2 separate regions of the Homo sapiens genome follow, and region 2 is linked to region 1. Evidence: read pairs that join two places in POLR2A ChIA-PET (ENCODE). Cell type or tissue: endothelial cell of umbilical vein. All regions are shown on one strand.

Evidence for each region. ChIA-PET counts read pairs that join two places held together with the same protein. Peaks named below come from ENCODE experiments on the same cell type or tissue, not always from the same donor. Only the 100,000 strongest peaks of a DNase experiment are listed, where the experiment ranks them.
Region 2: POLR2A ChIA-PET joins it to region 1 with 5 read pairs; 4 of 35 experiments call an interaction of 5 or more read pairs at or near these places.

What each region holds. Positions count from the first base shown.
Region 1 is chr1:165,839,319-165,844,318 of GRCh38, forward strand. The region is part of intron 1 of UCK2 (uridine-cytidine kinase 2); the gene reads left to right. Among named protein-coding and RNA genes, the nearest start is that of UCK2, 14 kb to the left of the region's middle. RefSeq lists a silencer at 3,551-3,737. In endothelial cell of umbilical vein, no CTCF peak of the experiment used is centred here; a DNase peak (open chromatin) is centred at 2,433.
Region 2 is chr1:165,743,079-165,748,078 of GRCh38, forward strand. It overlaps TMCO1 (transmembrane and coiled-coil domains 1), which reads right to left. Exons shown (of 7, transcript NM_019026.6): 6 at 89-233. Among named protein-coding and RNA genes, the nearest start is that of TMCO1, 23 kb to the right of the region's middle. In endothelial cell of umbilical vein, no CTCF peak of the experiment used is centred here; no DNase peak of the experiment used is centred here.

The DNA.
Region 1 (5,000 bases):
AAGGAAATGCAAGCTGAGCGAGCCCTCCTTGTCTGACTACAGAGGGATGACAGAAGCTGAAGTGGGCATCAGATTGGCCATTTGATTTCTGGAGGAAGGGGTCAGGAGACATCCATTGTTAAGGTGGAAAAGCTTGTGTTTTAGACCTGTCTTCTGGGAAGAACTCAGTCCTAGCCTGCCATGAGGCTCTTCTTGCTGGGTCTTGGTGGAGTTTAAGGTGTTTTTTTGGTGTGATAGAATTGAAGCTTTATAATGTGTCCACTTCAAGTTAAGATAGAGAATCCCTGGTTTGTTCAGAAGATGCTTCCTTGTTGAGGTAAGCCCAGGAAGCTTGATGGAGTGGAGAACGTGCGTGGGTTTTGGAGTCAGCCAGGCTTGTGTTAACATCCCTATTTGGCCACTTTTAATCTGTTTCTTCTGAACCTATTCCTACATCTGTGAAAAGGAGATGATGTCTGGTTTGGAGAGGTGTTAGGGTTAAACGATAAAATGTATGCAGAGGTATATACATAGCAATGCTTCTGCAGTGGGCCGGTCACTTGCCGGTACCGTGATTCATGTTCTGTGCAGATGTGCTGTCAGAACAGGCTGGTTGGCCAGCCTTCCCCCACCCCGGCCCCCGCCCCAGACAGAGTCCTGCTGTGCTGCCCAGGCTGGAGTGTGGCGCGATCTCGGCCCACTGCAGCCTCTGCCGGGTTCAAGCAATTCTCCTGCCTCAGCCTCCCAAGTAGCTGGGACTACAGGCGTGTGCCACCATGCCCGGCTACTTGTTGTATTTTTAGTAGAGGCGGGGTTTCACCATGTTGGCCAGGCTGGTCTTGAATTCCCGACCTCAAGTTATCCCCCGGCATTGGCCTCCCAAAGTGCTGGGAGTACAGGCGTGAGCCACTGTGCCCGGCCTGGTCAGCCTTTAAAAATGTTTTTAAATAGTTATTCATTGATTTTAATTGACAAATGAAAATATATTTATGGTGTGCCCATTAATGTTTTAATGTATGTATACATTGTGGAATGGTTAAATCAGGCTAATTAGCATATCTGTTACCTCACTTAGTCATTTTTTTGTGGTGAGAACAATTGAAATCTACTCTCTTGGCAATTTTCAAGTATACAATACATTGCCATTGACCATAGTCAGCATGTGGTGCAATCGATCCCTTGAACTTGTCCCTCCAGTGTATCTTTGGTCAGTCTTGCCGTCCAGTTCTAGCCAGCACTGCTCCCTGGCATCTGTGCCTGACAGGGTCCAGGAATGGAGGCATTGATAGTGATAAGGAGCCTTTATAGTTTAAGTCCCACTGACTAATGTGAGTTATTACTTCTTTGCTGATAAGACCCATAGCTAGTCAGATATTGGGCACCCTCTTCCTGGGTCGACCTTTGAAGTTTCTTATTCTTGTCTTACCAGCTTTCTGTAGGCCTTAGCGATCCTTTCCTGTAGTTAAGTTGTGCCTTTTTCCTAAAGGAGTTAAGGTCTCTTGTTTTGTAGTAGGTAGTTAGGGGGAGAAAAAACAGTTTATTAGCATCTTTTTAAAAAAACCTTTTAATTACTAATAGAACACCTAGCAAAATGTATAAATTCTAAAAGCACGGTTCAATGAATTATCATATGGTGAACATAGATTATTCCCAGCACCACAGAAAGCCCTCCCATTGCTACCTCTCCTATCAACTGTTTCTTGATAACCTGCTAGAGGCAAGGTAGTGTTTGACCAATATCTGTGTGACTCTAGTAACTTAGCCTTGTACAGGAGATATATATTTGTGTGTGCACACGTATGTGTGTGTGTGTGTATATATATATATATATATATAAAATGAATATAAAAATCTCCATGATCCTAGCAAAATCCTACTGCTGCTGCTGCTGCTTTTTTTTTTTGAGATGGAGTTTTGCTCTTGTCACCCAGGCTGGAGTGCAATGGCACGATCTCGGCTCACTGCATCCTCCGCCTCCTAGGTTCAAGCAGTTCTTGTGCCTAAGCCTCCCGAGTAGCTGGGATTACAGGCGCCCACCACCACACCCAGCTAATTTTTGTATTTTTAGTAGAGATGGGGTTTCACCATGTTGGCTAGGCTGTTCTCAAACTCCTGACCTCAGGTGATCCACCCCCAATCAGCCTCCCAAAGTGCTGGGGATTACAGGCGTGAGCCACCGCGCCTGGCCTGTACTACTTCTTTAATCCAGGTCACAAATTGCAGTTTTTGAAGCTTCCACCCCTTCCTGCTCCTGAAAGAAAAGGTCCATGTCTTCGTTCATTCAGCCATTCATTCAGTAAATATGTGTTGATTACTTATAGTGTGTCAGACACTTGTGAGGTGCTGGGAACACAGCAGTGCATTAGAGAAAGGCCCTGACCTCAGGGAGCTTGTATGTTTAGGTCTGACTCATCTGTGCTAACCCAGTGCCCAGTGTCATGGTTGGTGTTTTTAAGCGTCTGCCAAACTGAATTAAGTAGTACTCCCTTTACTGGTTTCCTGTAGCAGTCATTCTCTTGTGTCATGGTTAGCTGTTTACACCTCTAGATTCCAGGATCCTGCAGTGTCAGTTATCCCTCTTGTGTCCCCAGTCTCGTGCACAGGGAGGGCTTCAGTCTGATTGTTGAAAGTATGCTAAATACCAAGTAAATGCTACAGTCATAAAGTGTTGTCGCAGGTGGAGAGGAGTCAGAAAGTGTTAATGACTATGCTAAAGCTTTTCTTGCTAAAGTCACCAGTAATCACCTAGTCTCTAAATCCCGTTGGAGCTGTAGATTCTTTACCTTGACTTTTCTGTAACACTTGACAGTGCCCTTGTCCTCTGGGAAACTTTTCTTGGTTTCACTGCTCTTGGCTGGTTGGCTTTCTTCACTCTCACCATTCTTCTCAGTCATCTCTGGGCCCTTTTCTGCCTATGGCTGTGTCATGCCTCAGAATCCCCTTCTTGATTCCCTGTTTTTTCCCCCTCCATGTTCTGTATTCTCCATTTGTCAGTGCTTCGCAGATTGGGTATTTCCTGCCTTGAGTCCTTTCCTGGGCTTCTTTCTCATTTATTCAGCTGTCACTGGGCATTTCCACATCATGTTCTTCACCAATGATTATCCAGAATGAGACCCCTAACAATACCTGCCTCCTGTTCCTAGCCACAGACCTGCTGCTCTACCTGTATTTTCTCTCCACACAGATGTACAAGACAGAAACCTTACAGTCATCTCTGTCACTCCTGCACTTCCACATTCTCCCACATCCATCCTGTCTCCTGGTGCAGTCAATCTTGCTTTCTGAATTTCTCTTGAAATAATTTCTCCTCCCAATCCACATCCATATTTCTTGCCTGGGTAACTCTCCACTGACTGATTTCCCAGCTGCCAATCTGGACCACCTCCAAAACATTTTCCACATTGCTGCTGGAGTGATCTTTTAAAAATGCAACTCCGATGTTGCCTGTCCGTCGGGTACATTCTTCAATAGCTCTTCTTTGCCTTCAGTCTTGCTGTCATCCTGTTCTCCCAGCTAAGCCACAGGAGGCTTAGTCCCTCCAGCCTTGCTTCCTGTCACTCCCTCTTTGCCTTATCGGTCCTCCCCAACCCTGAGTTGTCAGCACTTCCAGTTCCCAGCTCTTGAGAGCTCACCTCCACACTAGTGCACGTGTGTTGATGCTGCTGCTTCTGATGTGCCTCTTTTGTGTGGTCACTTTTACTCATCCTTCAAAGACCTCTTGAGCTGTCACTTCCCCTAGGAAGTGTTCTGTCAGTTGACTGCAATCTGAATTGAGGTTTGCATCCTGTGTTTTTCTTTCTCTGACACCACCCCATACTGTTCTCTTCTCAGTAGACTGAGTTTCAGGTCACTGTCTTTATCTCTGTCCATTGTGCCTAGAATATTGTAGCTGCTCAAACATACTTGAGTGAATGTATTCAAGTCCTTTTTTTTTTTAAACCATGATTGTGAGATTGGATTACCTGGGAGTTCATCTGGGTCTTTTTTGTTTCTCATTCTCATGTCAGAATTTAAGATTTGAAAACTGAATTTCACATGTATAGTTTTGGGAAAAGTCATCTTTAAATGAACCCTACATTTATGGCAAAAATTAGGGACAGGACTGAGTTTCAAGAAGTCGTTAGGCCACAGGTTTTTTGAGGGATGGCACAGGCTTTTAACTTACTAAAAAGGACAACTTTTGGCTGGGATTGATGACTCAATGCCTGATGACTCAATGCCTGTAATCCCAGCACTTTGGGAGGTCAAGGCAGGAGGATCACTTGAGGCCAGGAGTTTGATACCAGCCTGTCAACATAGTAGAACCCCCCATCTCTACAAAAAATAAGTAATGAGCCAGGTGCAGTGGCATGCACCTGTAGTAGGAGCTACTCAAGAGGCTGAGGTAGGAGGATCTGTGGAGGCCAGGAGTTTGAGGGTGACAGATGGAGAGACCCTGTCTCTAAAAAACAGGAGAACAACCTTTATCATACTTTGCCACTTTTTATTCTTAATCAGAAGTAACACATGTTCTTGTAAAATGTTGATTTAATACTAATGGAGTGCCTACTGCAACTCTCTTGATTCCACTGCCTTATTTTTTTCTTATATCACTAATACCATTTGAAATAATTTTGCACGTGTTTATTGTTTATCTCTTTTCAATGTATTTCTTTTGGTAATAGCTAATACTTCCCGAGCACTAACTATATACTGAGTGCTATTCTAAGTGTTTTATTTGTATTAATGCCTTTATTTCCTCTCACAGCCCTTTCAGGTAAGGTACTATAATTATCCCCAATTTCAACATGGGAAGACTGTAGCACCAAGGAGTTAAGTACCCACTGTGTATAGAGTGCCAGGTGGGGCTGGCATTTAAACTCTTGGCTTCAGAGTCCAAAAAACCTACTCTGCTCTATTGAGTCTCAGTGCAAGCCTGAAAGGGCACGTATGCCTTCTCCTGCAGTGCCTGCACCTAGAACGGCTCCCTCCTCGTAGTTGACATTCAGTGTGGATGAACACGAGGTATTCCAAGTAAGAAG
Region 2 (5,000 bases), 96 kb before region 1:
AAACATTTCTAGTATTATAAAAGTAAAAGCTAATTGGTATGACAGCAAGGAAAAATATACATATTAAATGGTAGATGTGATCACTCACCTGTCGAATCGACATAGTACAGAGAATATACAGGAAAATGAAGGAACAGTCTGTGGTGTCATCTCCCAGCAGATTTCGATGAGACAGTCCTTGGATGTAAGAAAGAGGGGTAAAAGGAAGCTTTGCCACCACTCTACCATCAAATCTAAAAGAAAAAAAAAAAAAAAGAATTGTTATCTTTGGAAGACTGACAACTTTCTTACTTCCAAAGAAGAATCTGGGACAGAAATAGAGCTTTAAGTCTCTGATCTCTGAAAAACAAAGAGAGGGTGACATGCTAAAAATACACATGAACCTGATGTACGGTGATGTAAAGAAGAGCCTAGATTATTCTCATCAATCTTTTCCTAAATTAGTCATTCTCAATTCTTTTGGTATCAAGACCCCTTTATATACTGACAAATTATTTAGGACCCTAAAAACTTTGTGTTTCTGTAGCTTATAGTTATTAATATTTACTGTATTAGAAATTAAAAATGAGAAATGTTTAATATTTATTTTTTTTGAGACGGAGTCTTGCCGTGTCGGTCAGGCTGGAGTGCAGTGGCACAATCTCGGCTCATTGCAACCTTCGCCTCCCGGGTTCAAGCGATATAAAATCTTTTATATCTTTATATATAAGTTATTTAATTATATGAAGTTGAACATGCATGAGACTTTAAACCAGCAACAAATCTGAAAAATCTTCTGATAATTCCTTTTTTTTTTTTTTGAGATGGAGTCTCGCTCTGTCACTCAGGCCAGAGTGCAGTGTCGCCGTCTCAGCTCACTGCAACCTCCACCTCCTGCTTCAAGCGATTCTCCTGCCTCAGCCTCCCGAGTAGCTGGGATTACAGATGTGCACCACCACACCCAGCTAATTTTTGTATTTTTAGTAGAGACAGGGTTTCACGATGTTGGCCTTGATGGTCTCGATCTCTTGACCTCATGATCCGCCTGCCTCAGCCTCTCAAAGTCCTACAGGAATAGAAGCTTGTTATAAGGAACAGAAATTGGTGTCTAGCACAATAAAGAAAAAAACTGGGAAGAGAAGAAGGAAGGTGCAAAGAGAGAGATGATTTACAATAGGTGGATTATTTCTTTAAGTGCACTTACTCTATGACTCCAGAGGGCAGGATCACTGCTCACAAGTACAGATATAGGGAGGCATATTTTGGCCCAGTAAAACGAATTATTTTCAAACTCTAAAAACTACTCAATAAAAGTACTAGTTATCTCAGAAACCACTAAGCTCCTCATTGTTGGAAATAAAGGATGACAAATTATCTGTTAGAGACATTAGTGATGAGCTTTCTGTATTAGGAGAGAAGTTATGTGTTAAATGACTTTTAAGATCTCTTTCAGGCTGGGCACGGTGGCTCACACCTGTAATTCCAGCACTTTGGGAGGCCAAGGCAGGCGGATCACCTGAGGTTGGGAGTTCGAGACCAGCTGACCAACATGGAGAAACCCCGTGTCTACTAAAAATACAAAATTAGCCGGGCATGGTGGCGCATGCCTGTAATCCCAGCTACTCAGGAGGCTGAGGCAGGAGAATCACTTGAACCCGCGAGGCAGAGGTTGTGGTGAGCCGAGATCATGCCATTGCATTCTATCCTGGGCAACAAGAGCAAAACTCCATCTCAAAAAAAAAAAAAAAAAAAAAATTTCAATTCTAAAATCCTGTTATTTCAACTTTATGTAAATGATTCAGGAAGAGATGCCAAAAAGTAGATACAGCTACTAAATAAGTAGCTATATCTAGTCCTTTTTCTGGCAGTCTGGGAGTTCAAGTCCTTCCCTTCTTAGTCTAACCATAGATTTTTTTCCTTAAAGCATCTGCCAGCTGTTAACAAATTTTAAGAGTGTAAGGGATATTATTTTTGTTTGCTTCACACAGGGTCTCGCTCTGTCATTCAGGCTGGAATGCAGTGGTGCAATCATGGCTCACTGCAGCCTTGACCTCCTGGGCTCAAAGAATCCTCCTGCCTCAGCCTCCCAGGAAGGTGAGATTACAGAGGTATAGCACCATGTCTGGCTAATTTTTTTTTTTTTTTTGTAGAGCTGTGGTCTTCCTATGTTGCTCAGGCTGGTCTCAAACTCCTGGCTTCAAGTGATCCTCCTGCCTCAGCCTCCCAAATTGCTGGGATTATAGGAATGAGCCACCACTCTTGGCTTACATAATCTTTTAGTATCCCTTATAGTCTTGGCCAGGCGTGGTGGCTCATGTCTCATAATCCCAGCACTTTGAGAGGCCGAGGCAGGAGGATCACTTGAAGCCATGAGTTCGAGACCAGCCCGGGCAACATGGCGAAACCCTATCTCTACCAAAAAAAAAAAAAAAAAAAAAAATTAGCCACGTGTCATGGTGCATGTCTGTAGTCCCAGCTACTCAGGAGGCTAAGGTAGGGGGATCACTTGAGCCCAGCAGGTTGAGGCTGCAGTGAATAGTGATCACACCACTGCACTCCAGCCTGGGTGACAGAGCAAGATCTGGTCTCAAAAACAGATGATCAAAGTTAAACTTGGAGAAATTATGTTAAAGACTGAATAACTTTTGTCCAATATAATCAAAACATGTATTAGACTTTTAATTTCATATGCCAGTTTATAAAAATAGATGTACAGCCTTTAACTTCTAGGTGCTGACAATCTAAGACACAATATTTTTTTTAAATGTACAGGGTACAAAGACCAGAACAAAAACATGAATACAGCACTAATATTGGTAAAATATATTATGCGAACCTCCACTAGTTTGGGAAAACAAAACAAGCAAATAAAAAGCTATTGTTTGCCAGTGTTCTGAATAAGAAAGTTGCTGAAAATAATATACATAAAAACAAAAAAAGAAGGCCAGGAGCGGTGGCTCACGCCTGTAATCCCAGCACTTTGGGAGGCTGAGGCGGGTGGATCACGAGGTCAGGAGTTTGAGACCAGCCTGGCCAATATGGTGGAACCCCCTCTGTACTAACAATACAAAACAGAGTAGGTAGTAGGCAATGATAAGAAAATTAGCCAGGCATGGTGGTGCATGCCTGTAGTCCCAGCTACTTGGGAGGCTGAGGCAGAAGAATTGCTTGAATGCAGGAGGCGGAGGTCGTAGTGAGCCGAGATTGTGCCACTGCACTCCAGCCTGGGCGACAGAGCTAGACTCCATCTCAAAAAAAAAAAAAAAAAATAGCCTTCTTTCCTGCCAACATATCCTTTTATAAGAAACCTGATTATAATGAAGCTTTCATATAATTTTCCTCCTTGAAGATACTCTACTTGACTTCTTTGACTTCTATAGCTTGGAAGACCTATATCACACACACACACACACACACACACACACACACACAGCATCTAGTATTTTATATTGATGAACTGCAAAAATAATCTGGCATTTCAATACTGGTCCAAGGTCTAATAACTTAATCACCAAATATTTGATAAGTGCTTATTATATTATTAACTCTATTAAGGATAACATATCACATATGCTTGCATATAGCTTTGAAAACCTCCATTCTTTAAAAATTTCATAAATATCATAGCAGTGATATGGGCATTCTCTTCATCTTGTTCCCATCTTTACTGCAGTATCGTTGGTATTTTACCTTTGAGTATTTAACCCTCTTCTGGTTGTTCTAATTCATTGCACAATAGAACTAGAGAACAGTGATGGAGAGAAAGGAAGGGATGGAGGGAAAAGAGAATTTGGAAAAGATGACAATATTATTTGTCTGATCATATGATTATCTATCTAGAAAACTAGAGAATCAAATTAAAAGCTAGGAGAGTTCAGGAAGATGTCCAATTAGAAAATAAAATCACAAAAATTGATAACCTGCTGGGCATGGTGGCTCACGCCTGTAATCCCAGCATTTTGGGAGGCTGAGGCAGGTGGATCACTTGAGGTCAGGAGCTCAAGACTAGCCTGGCCAACATGGTGAAACCCCATCTCTACTAAAAATACAAAAATAAGCCAGGCGTAGTGATGCCTGCCTGTAATCCCACCTACTCGGGAGGATGAGGCAGGAGAATCACTTGAACCCGGGAGGTAGAGGCTGCAATGAGCCAAGATCGTGCCACTGCACTCTAGCCTGGGCAACAGAGAACAGTGTGAGGCTCTGTCTCAAAAAAAAAAAAAAAAAAAAAAAAAATTGATAAGCTACTTATAGACAGTAGTAGCAAACTAGAAAATATGAAATATTACTTATACTTATTTGGAAAGAAACTACAGAAAGTATATAAAATAGACTTGGCAGAAATACCATGTTTCTGGATGGGAATACTAAAAATTATAAAGGTATTTAATACCTCAAAATTAATGTACAAATTTAATAAAATTTCAGACAAAACTCAGAAGGGATTATTTTAGAGGAAGCTGACACTTGATTGATTCTAAAATTCATTTGAAAGAATAAGTGCCCCAGGAACAGTGAACAATACAGTTAAAACAGAGTACGTAGTAGGCAATGATAAGAAAATAGTTTGAAAAACAGGCTGGGGCCAAAGCATGGAATGTCATGAGAGCCAGGGTAAGGAGTCTGACTAAAATCAATAGTCAGGGTTGCATGGTGATAAGTGTGGACTTTAGAGTCTGAGAGACAGGGTTAAACCCCAGCTCAACATTTACTAGCTTGGAGACCTTGAGCAAGTTAAGTGACTTAGAGTCTCACGTCCTCATCTGTAAAATAAAGATTAGAATTCTTATCTTAGAAGACTGTTAAAAGTAAAAGGGAAGGCAGGGCGTGGTGGCTCACACCTGTAATACCAGCACTCTGGGAGGCCGAGGCAGGCAGATCACCTGAGGTCAGGAATTCAAGACCAGCCTTGCCAACATGGTGAAACCCCATGTCTACTAAAAATACAAAAATTAGCTTGGTGTGGGGGCGAGTCCCTGTAATCTCAGCTACTCAGGAAGCTGAGGCAGGAGAATCGCTTG